Linked DNA regions of Homo sapiens: all the other regions are linked to region 1. The links are chromatin contacts, found by Hi-C or POLR2A ChIA-PET in ENCODE. All regions are on one chromosome and are shown on one strand. Each heading gives the region's core, a stretch centred on a gene start or an enhancer-like site at or near the end of the contact. The rest is flanking DNA. Distances are from core to core; before and after follow the strand shown. Region 1 overlaps LOC107985239 (a long non-coding RNA gene). Region 2 overlaps LOC107985239 (a long non-coding RNA gene). Region 3 has its middle 120 kb from the start of CBSLR. Region 4 has its middle 100 kb from the start of CBSLR.

What was found. Hi-C counts contacts between places; a loop is a spot of excess contacts on that map. ChIA-PET counts read pairs that join two places held with the same protein, here RNA polymerase II (POLR2A). Pooled maps may share reads with other maps.
Region 2: a loop to region 1 is called in a map of heart right ventricle, with 2.0 times the contacts of the local background. The contact joins two enhancer-like sites. A Hi-C loop is called at or near these places in 1 of 168 maps with a recorded cell type or tissue (heart right ventricle) and 2 of 50 pooled maps. POLR2A ChIA-PET finds 5 or more read pairs at or near these places in 3 of 52 experiments (CD8-positive, alpha-beta T cell, HEK293 and OCI-LY7).
Region 3: a loop to region 1 is called in a map of chondrocyte, with 2.6 times the contacts of the local background. The contact joins two enhancer-like sites. A Hi-C loop is called at or near these places in 4 of 168 maps with a recorded cell type or tissue (chondrocyte, posterior vena cava, psoas muscle and 1 more) and 4 of 50 pooled maps. POLR2A ChIA-PET finds 5 or more read pairs at or near these places in 1 of 52 experiments (OCI-LY7).
Region 4: a map of SK-MEL-5 shows a loop between it and region 1 (4-fold over the local background). The contact joins two enhancer-like sites. A Hi-C loop is called at or near these places in 2 of 168 maps with a recorded cell type or tissue (MCF 10A and SK-MEL-5). POLR2A ChIA-PET finds 5 or more read pairs at or near these places in 1 of 52 experiments (activated T-cell).

Annotation. Positions count from the first base shown.
Region 1 is chr1:185,482,751-185,485,479 of GRCh38, reverse strand. The region is part of intron 1 of LOC107985239 (a long non-coding RNA gene); the gene reads right to left. Among named protein-coding and RNA genes, the nearest start is that of LINC01350, 140 kb to the left of the region's middle. Within about 2 kb of position 1,264, at least 5 of the 41 ENCODE cell types and tissues checked have a DNase peak (open chromatin) inside an H3K27ac peak, as active enhancers do.
Region 2 is chr1:185,533,715-185,536,487 of GRCh38, reverse strand. All of the region lies in intron 1 of LOC107985239 (a long non-coding RNA gene), which reads right to left. Among named protein-coding and RNA genes, the nearest start is that of LINC01350, 93 kb to the left of the region's middle. Within about 2 kb of position 1,492, at least 4 of the 41 ENCODE cell types and tissues checked have a DNase peak (open chromatin) inside an H3K27ac peak, as active enhancers do.
Region 3 is chr1:185,438,686-185,441,385 of GRCh38, reverse strand. No RefSeq gene overlaps it. Among named protein-coding and RNA genes, the nearest start is that of CBSLR, 120 kb to the right of the region's middle. RefSeq lists an enhancer at 1,320-1,369. Within about 2 kb of position 1,250, at least 6 of the 41 ENCODE cell types and tissues checked have a DNase peak (open chromatin) inside an H3K27ac peak, as active enhancers do.
Region 4 is chr1:185,419,403-185,422,231 of GRCh38, reverse strand. No RefSeq gene overlaps it. Among named protein-coding and RNA genes, the nearest start is that of CBSLR, 100 kb to the right of the region's middle. Within about 2 kb of position 1,276, at least 3 of the 41 ENCODE cell types and tissues checked have a DNase peak (open chromatin) inside an H3K27ac peak, as active enhancers do.

The DNA of each region.
Region 1 (2,729 bases), core at 15-2,514:
TGTTAAATAAAATATGTTATTAAAATTAATTTTACCTGCTTCTTTTCGCTTTTAAAAATGTATTTCTAGAACATTTTAAGTTATAATATGCACTCCCATTATATTTCTACTGGACAGGGCTGTTGTAGACCTTAAGCCCCACGAGGACAAAGCCATTTTGTTCATGACTGTAATCACAGCTACATTAGCACAGGGCCTGGCACATAGTAACTGGATTGGGGACTATATTTTGAAAGAATAAGTTTTTCTAGACACCTGGGATTTAAATCTAGGATTCTCAGGCCAGGGATGGTGGCGAACACCTGTAACCCCAGCACTTTGTGAGGCCCGGGAGTTTGAGACCAGCCTGGACAACATGGCAAAACCCTATCTCTACAAAAAATTAAAAAATCAGCCAGGCATGGTGGCACACATCTGTAGTCCCAGCTACTTGGGAGGCTGAGGTGGGAGTATGACTTGAGCCTAGGAGGCGGAGGTTGCAGTAAGCCAAGATCACACCACTGCTCTCCAGCCTGGGCAACAGCGAGACCCTGTCTCAAAAAAGTAAAAGTAAATGAATAAATAAGTCTAGGATTCTACTTTTTAGAAAAAGAGTAACCAAGGATAAACCATTAAGATGAGGGAGTCAGCAGCTCCCCTCTCCAGCAGTTCGTGCTGTCTGCTTGCCATGGGCATCAGAGCTTCTCTCAGCCTGGGAGACTTCGTTGTGGGACAAGGTCTAAACAGGCTCAGACAGTTTGTCACTGGCTTACATTGATAGCATATCCATCTGAAAGTACTCAACAACTAGGTTTACCTTTCAAATTATGGACAATGCTGGAACAGAAAATAATAAAAGAATCTACATAGCAAGAAAGGATTTAAGGGCAATTCATTTGATCTAAGTCATTTTCACAAATATGATCTCATGAGTAATAGCTCATTTGCTTTTCTCAACCCTTAGTATCAGAAAATTCCTAACCTGAATTCATCATAAGGCAAAACATTTAACATGTGGGAAAACATTTAAATGTGGGAAAGAATAGAGTGTCTAAGAAGTCTAGTGATGTCCTGAAAGACCATTCTTCTTCCACATTATTTGGCTCACTCACATTCACAGACATGACCATCACTGTGAAGTGACTCAGCAATTTCAAGTATCTGTATTGCATTACACCAAGTTCCCATGGTTGGCATTAATAGCACATTGCTTGAGGAAGGAAGAAGCCAAGCTGTCCTGTGATCCTGAAGACTAATCCCACAAGAGAAGCACTGGTTAGTCACAGACAAGAGCACAGGGAATAGAAGCTGTTCAACCACATGTATCAGGTGACAACTGGAAGAGAGTTGCTGAGAGCTGGGATGCCGAGAAGGCAATCTAACACAAAGACTCTTAACACAAACATCCATTTCATCTGAAGCATCAACCACTCCTTACTTGGCAGTATCACTGCCTTCCCCAATGACAATAGGAACAAAAAACATCACTTTAATGAGGTTTACAGAGGCAGAGAAAGCTACCACTCCCTCTTTCTTTCCTCATGTTTCAAAATCCACAGAGCTGAGAGACAACCAGATGGTATAGCCTCAGAAGTGTCACAGTCAGCCTTAAGCTTTCTCAAGAACACAGAAATAGTACTGGGCTAGAAATGAGAAGTTGGGATTCCTATCCCTCCTATTAGGTATTAGTTTGAAAATCACTGAGTTGACATGCGTTAGGCCTGTTGTTCCCAGTGTTGCCTTGTGACTCTGCTCACAGCAAATGACTTAAACAGCAACAGCCATATGACAGGATACTCAGCTTCCCTGTGGCTGAGGCTCCTTTTGTTACAAGAAAGTCTTGGAGGAACACAAGATCCAACAGGATGCCTTCATGTCCATGAGATCTCACCAACCCTACATCTATCTTTCCCCACTTACCCAATAAGGATTCAAATATTTTAGAGTAAAATTAGAGAAAGGAAAAAAAAACTCAGGTTTTTTTTTTGTTTTTGTTTATTTTTTTAAAGATAGGGACATGTAAAAAGGGTACACGAGTCAAAGGCCCTAAGCAGGAACAGATTGAGCAACAAAACAAATAGTAGTATTGGATTTTAACCCATAGACTAAAATAAATACCCATAAGTCCACACTGAATAAGTAAATGAGTGAATAAATAAATTAGGGAGAAGAGACAGCTTTTCCTTACAGAAAAATTTCAGTTAATGAAAATAGAAGAAATAGGGAAATAGAAAACAGCAATTAGAATACCACAATAATAATTACTGCAGGCAAGATCCACAGTTAGATGCTAAAATTAATGGTCAGAAGGTTGAGGAGGAACAGATATTTTTAAAGTCTCAAAATATCTCTCCCAAGATATTTATAAATTTTAAAAGGGAAAATAGTAACCTTACAGAATAGAAACTCAAGAGATACCACCCTAACCAAGAGATCATGGCTAACAGCACCAGTAATAAGATACACTGACGGCCAGGCACAGTGGCTCAGCCTGTAATCCCAGCACTTTGGGAGACTGAGGTGGGCAGATCACGAGTTCAGGAGATCGAGACCATCCTGGCCAACATGGTGAAACCCTGTCTCTACTAAAATACAAAAAATTAGCCAGGTGTGGTGGTGAGCGCCTGTAGTCCCAGCTACTGGGGAGGCTGAGGCAGGGGAATCTCTTGAACTCAGTAGGTGGAGATTGCGGTGAGCCAAGATTGCACCATTGCACTCCAGCCTGGTGACAGAGCAAGACTCCATCTCAA
Region 2 (2,773 bases), core at 243-2,742, 51 kb before region 1:
TCTTATAATATAAATCATAAGTATTTCATTTTATTATATACTCAAATGTAAATTTATTATTCGATAAGCATATGATGATGTTACATCATCTTTATAATCATTATTTGAATGGTTGCATAATATTCCACAGATTCCACAGACTGACCAAACTGTTTTACCTAGTTGTTACCAATGTATTACCTGGATAATAAATTGGATATTTAGGTTGTTTCTAATTCTTTCCTGTTTTCAAGTAACACTGCTGCTAGTAATACCTTTACACAATTTTTCAACATTTAGAATATTGTTTTAGGCTAAGTGTCCAGAAGTGGATTAACAAGAAAGGGTATAAACACTTTAATGGTTCCTGATCTATGTTCCTAAATATCTTTCAGAATGAATTTTTACCAATTTACACAAAAAGGTTTGATTTTACTGGACTCATCAAAATTAAACATTGGCATTTTAAAATTATTTTTTATCAATTAACTCATTTTTTACTTTAATTTAGCTTTCTTTGATTCTTATGTATAATTGAATTAGGTATGAATTTTTTTCATTCTCTATACAATTTATATATATAATTTAAATGCTGTTGTAGGCAGAGAGAGTACTAAAGGAATTGCAGACACTTACCAAAGGATTACTTCCCTAAATGTTAAATAGATTTTACCAAAAGTTAAAATTTGTAATGCTCTTTCGAAAACCAGAAGATCTGAATCAGCTTTCTTGCTTCTGCATTTAATTTAGGATCATTTAATAAAGTACTGGTTGATCTTGAAAGTGTTATATTTGTTATTTTTGGTAACAGAAGGAGAAAGAATAATATACTGGAAGCACCACCATTGCAGATTTGTAACAACGGGCTTGTCTTACAGGAGATTGGGTGAAGCCATTTACATCTCATTACTCTGGTCTTATAAGTAATATTCACTTTGAAGCATTTATTTTATTGTATCTTTTGCCTTCCTCTCCATGCATAAAATGTTTACTTATATGGTTTCCTAAAAAAAAAAAAAACTTTGAAAAATTATTCTAAGAATGGGCACTTGCCACCCAAAGTCACTCACTTGGCAATCGTAAAGAACAGGAAATGCTGAGAGAAAGGATTAGAGAGAGGCAGGCTTACCAACAGAGTTACACAGAATTATCAGGACATATGAAAGGTGAGAATATTCATATCTAAAATTTTGGCTTAAAGAATATGAAACATTGATATTAAGGGCTGGAAGTAATCAGCAGTGCACTTGAGCAGGTAAAGAGAAAGGGGGAGCTGTCAAGGAAAATGGAAGGCTTAGACAAACGGTAGACATTCCATGTTCCTGCAATTAATTGCAAGCCAACCAGAATCTCAACCAGGAACCTGGAGCCAAGTAAAGTAACAAAGCGTACTCAATGTCCTAAACCTCCTGTGTACCTCTGGTGAGGCCAGGGCTTAGTGCTTTCCCAAAATGATCTGTAGATTCACAGAAGCAACACCTGTAACCTTCTGTCAACAAACAAAGCCATGAAAATAGCATTGGCCTTTATGTCCACTGGCCCATGTTCTCGAAAAGTCAACGTGGAACTGAAAGCAAACAAGCACTATGCCAAAAAAAATTAAGTAAGAGGCTTTTGGCACATTTTATGACTTCCCGTATTTTGTGTGTTAAGAGAGCGATTTACTCTTGCTCATTAAAAAATGATTCATCGTTTTCCAACAACAAAAGATAAATTTTTAAAAATGTGGTATATTCATTTAATGGAATATTTATAATCTTTAAAATCCATAAGGACATGGGAAGATTTTTGATGTATTTTCAAGTAAAAAAGAACTGTTATAAACCAGTGGAAATTGTTATATTTTAAAAGTGGGTAAAACCATGAGGCTCATACAGATAGAAAATAAACATATGTCAAAATTTCTATGTAACTCATTATTAGTTATTAAATGAGGGAAACAAGCAGATGTTACAACCAATTCAAAGGAGAAATAAATGAACTGGAAATTTACATGGAGCAAATGAATGTTGAAATAAATTTAAAATGAACACAAAACTGGCTTTTTCCTGGGGATGAAGAGGGAGATTGTCTTTCCAACAGACAGAAGTCATTTGAAAGTCTAGAGACAAGAAGTACTTGCATTTTCAATAATTTGTCAGTAATTCATAAATTACAGAATGGGAAAATAACCCAAGGAAAGACAAAGTCCACATCCCTATAGCAGTGATTCTCAATGTTTCCTTCATTATTGCCTTCCTAAGAAGATTTTTTTCGGATATCTTAACCTAATCTCCCCTACTTAGTGCCCTCAAAATTAAACACTAAGATATAAGGATTTTGTTGGATAGAGTTGAACTTTGGAGGGCTACAAACCATTATAATTACTATGATTCTTTTCTGCCCCTCAGATCGAATTTTTGTCCCCTTTGGGGCAATTGAAAATCCATGTTGTTTAGGACAGACAATCCCCAGAGTCTATTGGAAGGAATATCTAGAATCTCTGTAGCCTGTTTCAAAGCTTTAAATTACCTTTACAATATAATACAATGATATCATTCTTTAAAACCACCACATATATGTGTGTCGGGGGTGGGTGTTAAAGTGTATTGCAGGAATCAGCAAACTACAGCTTACAGGCAGACTCTAACCTGCCCATTTTGAAAACACAGCTTTATTGGTGACACACAGCCACACACACAGTTTCTAATCATCTCCTGTCTTCTGTGGCTGCTTCCATGCCCCAACAGCTGACTTGAGTGGTTGCGACAGAGACCTCAGTGTCCACACAGCCTCAAATATTTATTATTTTTGT
Region 3 (2,700 bases), core at 1-2,500, 44 kb after region 1:
TGTCTTTATATATGTCCTGCTGGTCTTGTGTCTCTGGTTGAACCTTGACTAATGCAAGACATAAAATATGCAGAACAGACACTGACACAGTGCTTAGAAGGCTTTTGCTCCTATTTTTGTAGGTGATGGCAGTGGTAGTGGTAATAGTGATGGTGGTGTTATATAACATAAACTGGTGTTTTCCTATTCCTATTGGAAATTTTCCAATGTCCAGTATTCTGTCCCATTGACCCCATAAGTACATTCTTTCTTGTCAGATCATGTGACTCAATGTTTCATTCAAAAAAATGCAGCCACTAAAAATTCTTCACTTAACAGACAGAACAACTCACATTCCAACCCATGTCATATGATTTCCACAGCCCAGTAATTAAAACATGTCCCAGTAGAAATATGTGCTTTAGACAATCATTAGCTTGGAGAAATTTTTCATCCCTTGAGTATTAGAACAAATTCTACATTTACTTTTTTTTTTTTTTTTTTTTTGAGGTGGAGTCTCACTCTGCAGTCAGGCTGGAATGCAGTGGCGCCATCTCAGCTCACTGCAACCTCCATCTCCCAGGTTCAAGCGATTCTCCTGTGTCAGCCTCCTGAGTAGCTGGGACTACAGGTGCACACCACCATGACCAGCTAATTTTTGTATTTTTAGTAGAGACGGGGTTTCACCATGTTGGCCAGGATGGTCTCAGTCTCTTGACCTGGTGATCCGCCTGCCTCAGCCTCCCAAAGTGCTGGGATTACAGGTGTGAGCCACTGCGCCTGGCCTCTACATTTACGTTTATGTTTTTTTTTAAAGCCTAAGAATTATAGTATTTCCTTCCACTTGTTCTTGTATTTTCAACATTCTTTCAAATACATTAATTTTCACCTCTTCCTTTCTTCCTCTGCTATTTTCCACTTAACATGGCAGAATTATTTCAACTCCATGAAGCTATCTGCATACAGCAATTAATTCTCTGCTAATAGATTTATTCTATCTGTAACTGACACAAGTTTGTGGCAACAGCCACACAAGCAACTCTTAGACCTGATGACATCACATTTTCCACTGACCTAAATGTCTCATGCAAATTTGAAATACAAGATTGTTTTCACTTTTTTTTTCTAATAAGTCTCCATTACTTCATGACTACTTTGTCCTCCAGAAGTATGCTTTACTGGTTCATTTGACAGACACTTATCAAGCACCTGCTATGAGCAAAAAGAATGTGTCACCTCTCCTATTCTCATGGTGTTTTCAACATATATGAGAGATAAACACAAATAACTCTATTAGTTAGAAGATGTTGATAACTGTCATGAGGGTGGTTCAGACAGTGTAACAGTGATTCTGAGAAGTGAAATGTCACTTCTGGTTGATTGGGTGATTACATTGAGAATAGCCTAATGACAGCTTCTGAGATAATTCTTAGAATGTCTAGGATTTCAACAGGCTGACAAGGAAGTAAGAACCATTCCCGAGAATGAGAATAGCACATGAGCACTGAAAATGACTCATTTTATACATGAGGAAAGCAGACAAGAATTGGCCCAAGGGCATGCAGCTAGTCAGTCACAATAAGAACCTCTAGCTGGTGGACCTCTAGCTGAGGCCAGAAACCCCAAGGAAGCTCATATAACACCTTTCATCTGTAGCTTCTCCACTCCTTCTAGTTATAGTATGGGACAGAGACCTGAACTTCTGGGCCTTCCATGAAGAGGCCATCAAAATGAATTTCTCATGCTTTATTCCCTTTTAACTCAACCACTCTCAGAAGCCTAAGACCCTATCATTCATCCACCCATCTCCCTCCGGTCTGGATCCCATACTCCTCCATTCATTCCCCCCACCTTCTCTATCCTCTCCTTTACTGGGCTACTGGGGACTCCCAGTTGGTGTTCATCTTCTTTTCATAACTGAAACCTTTTCCTTCCTATAACCACAAGCAAGGGTTGCTTTTTTCTTAATAACCCATGAACCTAGAGCCTGGTTGATGTCTTCCTAGCTCCTAGTACCATTTTCAAAGCTTTCTTTTGCCTCTCCTTCTTTAAAATATCCAGCTCATATCATTAGACCACAATTCACTCACATCTCCCTCCTTGTGGATGGTATATATCAACCTCCTGACCACTCCTCCACTCACTGGTGACATTTTTTCCAGTCCATTACCTTCATGTCCTCACTGCCATCTGTGCCCAGACACCTGCTTGCATGCAAACTCCTTTAATTACTTTCTGCCCCTTCCCTCCTTCTGACTTCCCCAGAAAACCTTCAAACCTGATTAAATTTAACTCTGGCCAAATTCTTGTAACTGAATTTTGCTAAAGAAAACCACTCAATGCCACTAAATAGTTCCACCATAAATTCATGACTCAGAGTCATGAATGGATATTTGACACTTCCCCAGTGTGCTTGTTTTCCAGCTCTCATAGACAGCTATTTTATTCTTTCTCTTCCTCAGACATCTCTGTCTCATCCCAGCTGTTGAACTTACCTCCTATTTTCCTGAGAAATTAGAAGCAATTTAAATGGAGTTACCTTATCTTCTCATCACCAAATCTATATATCTCCTTTCTTCTGTGCGTCTGCTTTCTACCTTCTTTCCTGAAGTTACTAAGGTAGATGTGTCCTTTCTTCCAAAAAAGCCCACCTACTCTACTTAGATCTCTGAATCTATGTTCTCCCACTACTTTGCAATTATACCCTCTCTGTCCTATATC
Region 4 (2,829 bases), core at 27-2,526, 63 kb after region 1:
CAATAGATAGACCCACATAATGTATTAACAGAGTTCATCTTTGTCATTTGGGCCAGAGACTAAAAGAAGTATGGTACAGATTCCAAAAAGATTTTCTTCAAAATTGTCATTTTTGTGTTTATTCACATTCTTAATTAGCCTTCACAGATATACATTCAGTTTCTTTTAGGAAAGTTTTGAGGTTATTTTAAAAGAACTGCAACATCATAAAGAATGCCATATGATTTAGTCAAGGTATTTCTTTTCCCCCACGTTGTCAGTGGCTATTTCTCTCTCATCCATGAGCCCACACACTGAGAAAAATATGCATTTCTCACACCCTGGTGTGTGACCACTCCCTACACATTGGGGCCATACGTTGGCAGATGGTTATTCCATCACCCCACCTAGAAAGAAAACAAATGACTACCATTCAAAGAAAATGAAGGGTTTTAAGTGAAATGGTATAAAAATAATTACCTAGATCATTTCTTTCCTATAATTTGTAACATTCTATTTGACCCAGAACAGAGTGTGATGCATATTTCTTCCTTTTGAGGAAGCTATCTCTGTTGCCACTCATTCGTATACAATCATGCTGATTCTTCTCCATCTCAGCATCCTCTGTTTCATTCCTGTGCAGAACTCTTGTTGATTATAGACTGACCTATTGGAAACATTGGGAGGGTTCCCTTCCTCACCATATGTGTCCCAGTGGTCTGAAATTATATCCTTAGTTATAATTTGTTTTAGGATCTTAAAGGCTTTTTTTGTTTTCAGTCTCCAACAATCTCATGAAAAGTCAAGAGTAAATCCAAGAAGCTGCTAGCACCCTGAGAGTGTGGAGATAGCCTGCCATGCTAGGGGAAGGAATCCAGCGGAAGGAAGGCAGAGGAGAGAGGGCAGTGACAGAAATCTTACTGGAGGACAAATTTAATCTGACTTCAATACAAAAGCATTTCTACAGGCTACTCAGCACTTTATTTACTGCTGTTGAACTCTCCTTTACATTCACATTTAAGCCAAAACAATGACAAACAAAAATACCAAAGTTATAAACACACTGGAGTCAGTAGTAAGAAAAAAAGACGGATATTTTCCTTCTAGAGGCCCAAAAAAGAGATAAGGTAAAAGAAAAAAGGTTGGGGAGCTTAAGAACTTTAGTAGCGGCAGGGACAGAAGTGTGTTGTTTTACTGAACTATGTATGGCTGGCCAGTGTGCTTTCCTTTGTTTGTTCTCCACACTTCCCTCCCCAATTGCACCACATCCCTTACACTAAAAACCCCAATAGCACCTTCCCCAATTGCACCACATCCCTTATACTAAAAACCCCAATAGCACCTTCCCCAATTGCACCACATCCCTTACACTAAAAACCCCAATAGCACCTTCCCCAATTGCACCACATCCCTTACACAAAAAGCAAAAACTTCTGATCAAAATGTTGTAGAGCCTGAAAGGTCAAAAGAAGGATCTCAAAGACTCCACCACCAAACAATGAAGCAATCACTGTAGCCTTGTGCCCCCAGCCCAGAGCCTCACATTCAGAGAAGTAAGTATTAATACCTTCAAGGAAGAACCAAAACACCCTTCTTTCTGTAAGCCCCATGAGAAGCTCATCCAGGCTGGTCCTGGGCAAAGCTGGAAGGGAGAGAACCTAAAGATCTGGCCCATCTGTCCTTCACTGCCGGCTTCCCTGCAGTCCTTTTCCAGAAACCACACCCCACATTCTCAGCCTATCAACAGCGTCCTGGTGACCAGGTACATTCTCATTCTATCATGAGATTGCTGAAAACTAAAGAAGGCATCAAGACCCCCACATGAATTTCTACTGATACAATTTCAGACCTGTGCAGGAAAATATTTAAGACAGAAAACGCTTTCTCGAGAGGGTGCCTTCAAAGTTCCCGGAGCTCTTGTCCCTCAGCTGACTCTCACAAACCTGAAACCAAGTGACCCGGCAGCTGCGGGCTCCTCCATTGACTCAGGCTTCATCAGAGAGCACCATAAGTGCCGTATCTCCTGCTTCAGACCACCTGAGGACCATTCTACCTGTATTATTCATCTGCTAGGGCTGCCATAACAGAATATCACAATCCTAGCACATAAAATATGGAAGAGGTCCTCCACAATGGAGAAAACTATTGGGGATATGCCTTCTGGAGTTTGATCAAGGAAGATGGACACAAACAGAAAAGAAAAACAGTCCAGAGGAAGCTGAAGGGTCTCCTACATTGCACCAGATGCTGCAGATGGGGAGGACCATTCCACTGGATGCATTCGGGACTGTAAACAGCAGACTGTGAGTGCGGCAGGCAGGGATCACCCAGGCTTGACAACTCAACAGAGTGAGTAATCTGCTGTTCTCCCAGACCCAGCAAGAGCATCCGGCATTACTTTAGGGCTGTTTCTCATTTAAAGCAGCCAAGCCACTCTTTTTTATTTTTGTTTACTTTCAGTAGTAATAACAATAATAGTAGTAACAAAAATTGTACCACCTATTGAACACTTGCTGTATAGCAAGCATTGGTTTAATTGCTGTGTATACTTTGTCCCATTTAATTCTCACATTATCTCTATTTTATATAGGAAGAAATTGAAGCAGAGAGAAGTTAGATTAGTTATCCAAGGTCACACAGCTAGTAAGAATAAGAGCCAGTATTTAAACCAGCAACTTTGACTACAGAGTGCTTAGCTACTTCTCTTCATCATTCTACCCTCAGGAGGCAATATGGTTTGACTAGAGCAATGTAGTGAGAAAAACATAAGCTTTAGCCTCACAGACTATTGTTCAAATCCTAGCCCTATGACCAAGGGCAAGTTCACCTGTCTACACTTGGTTGCCTCCT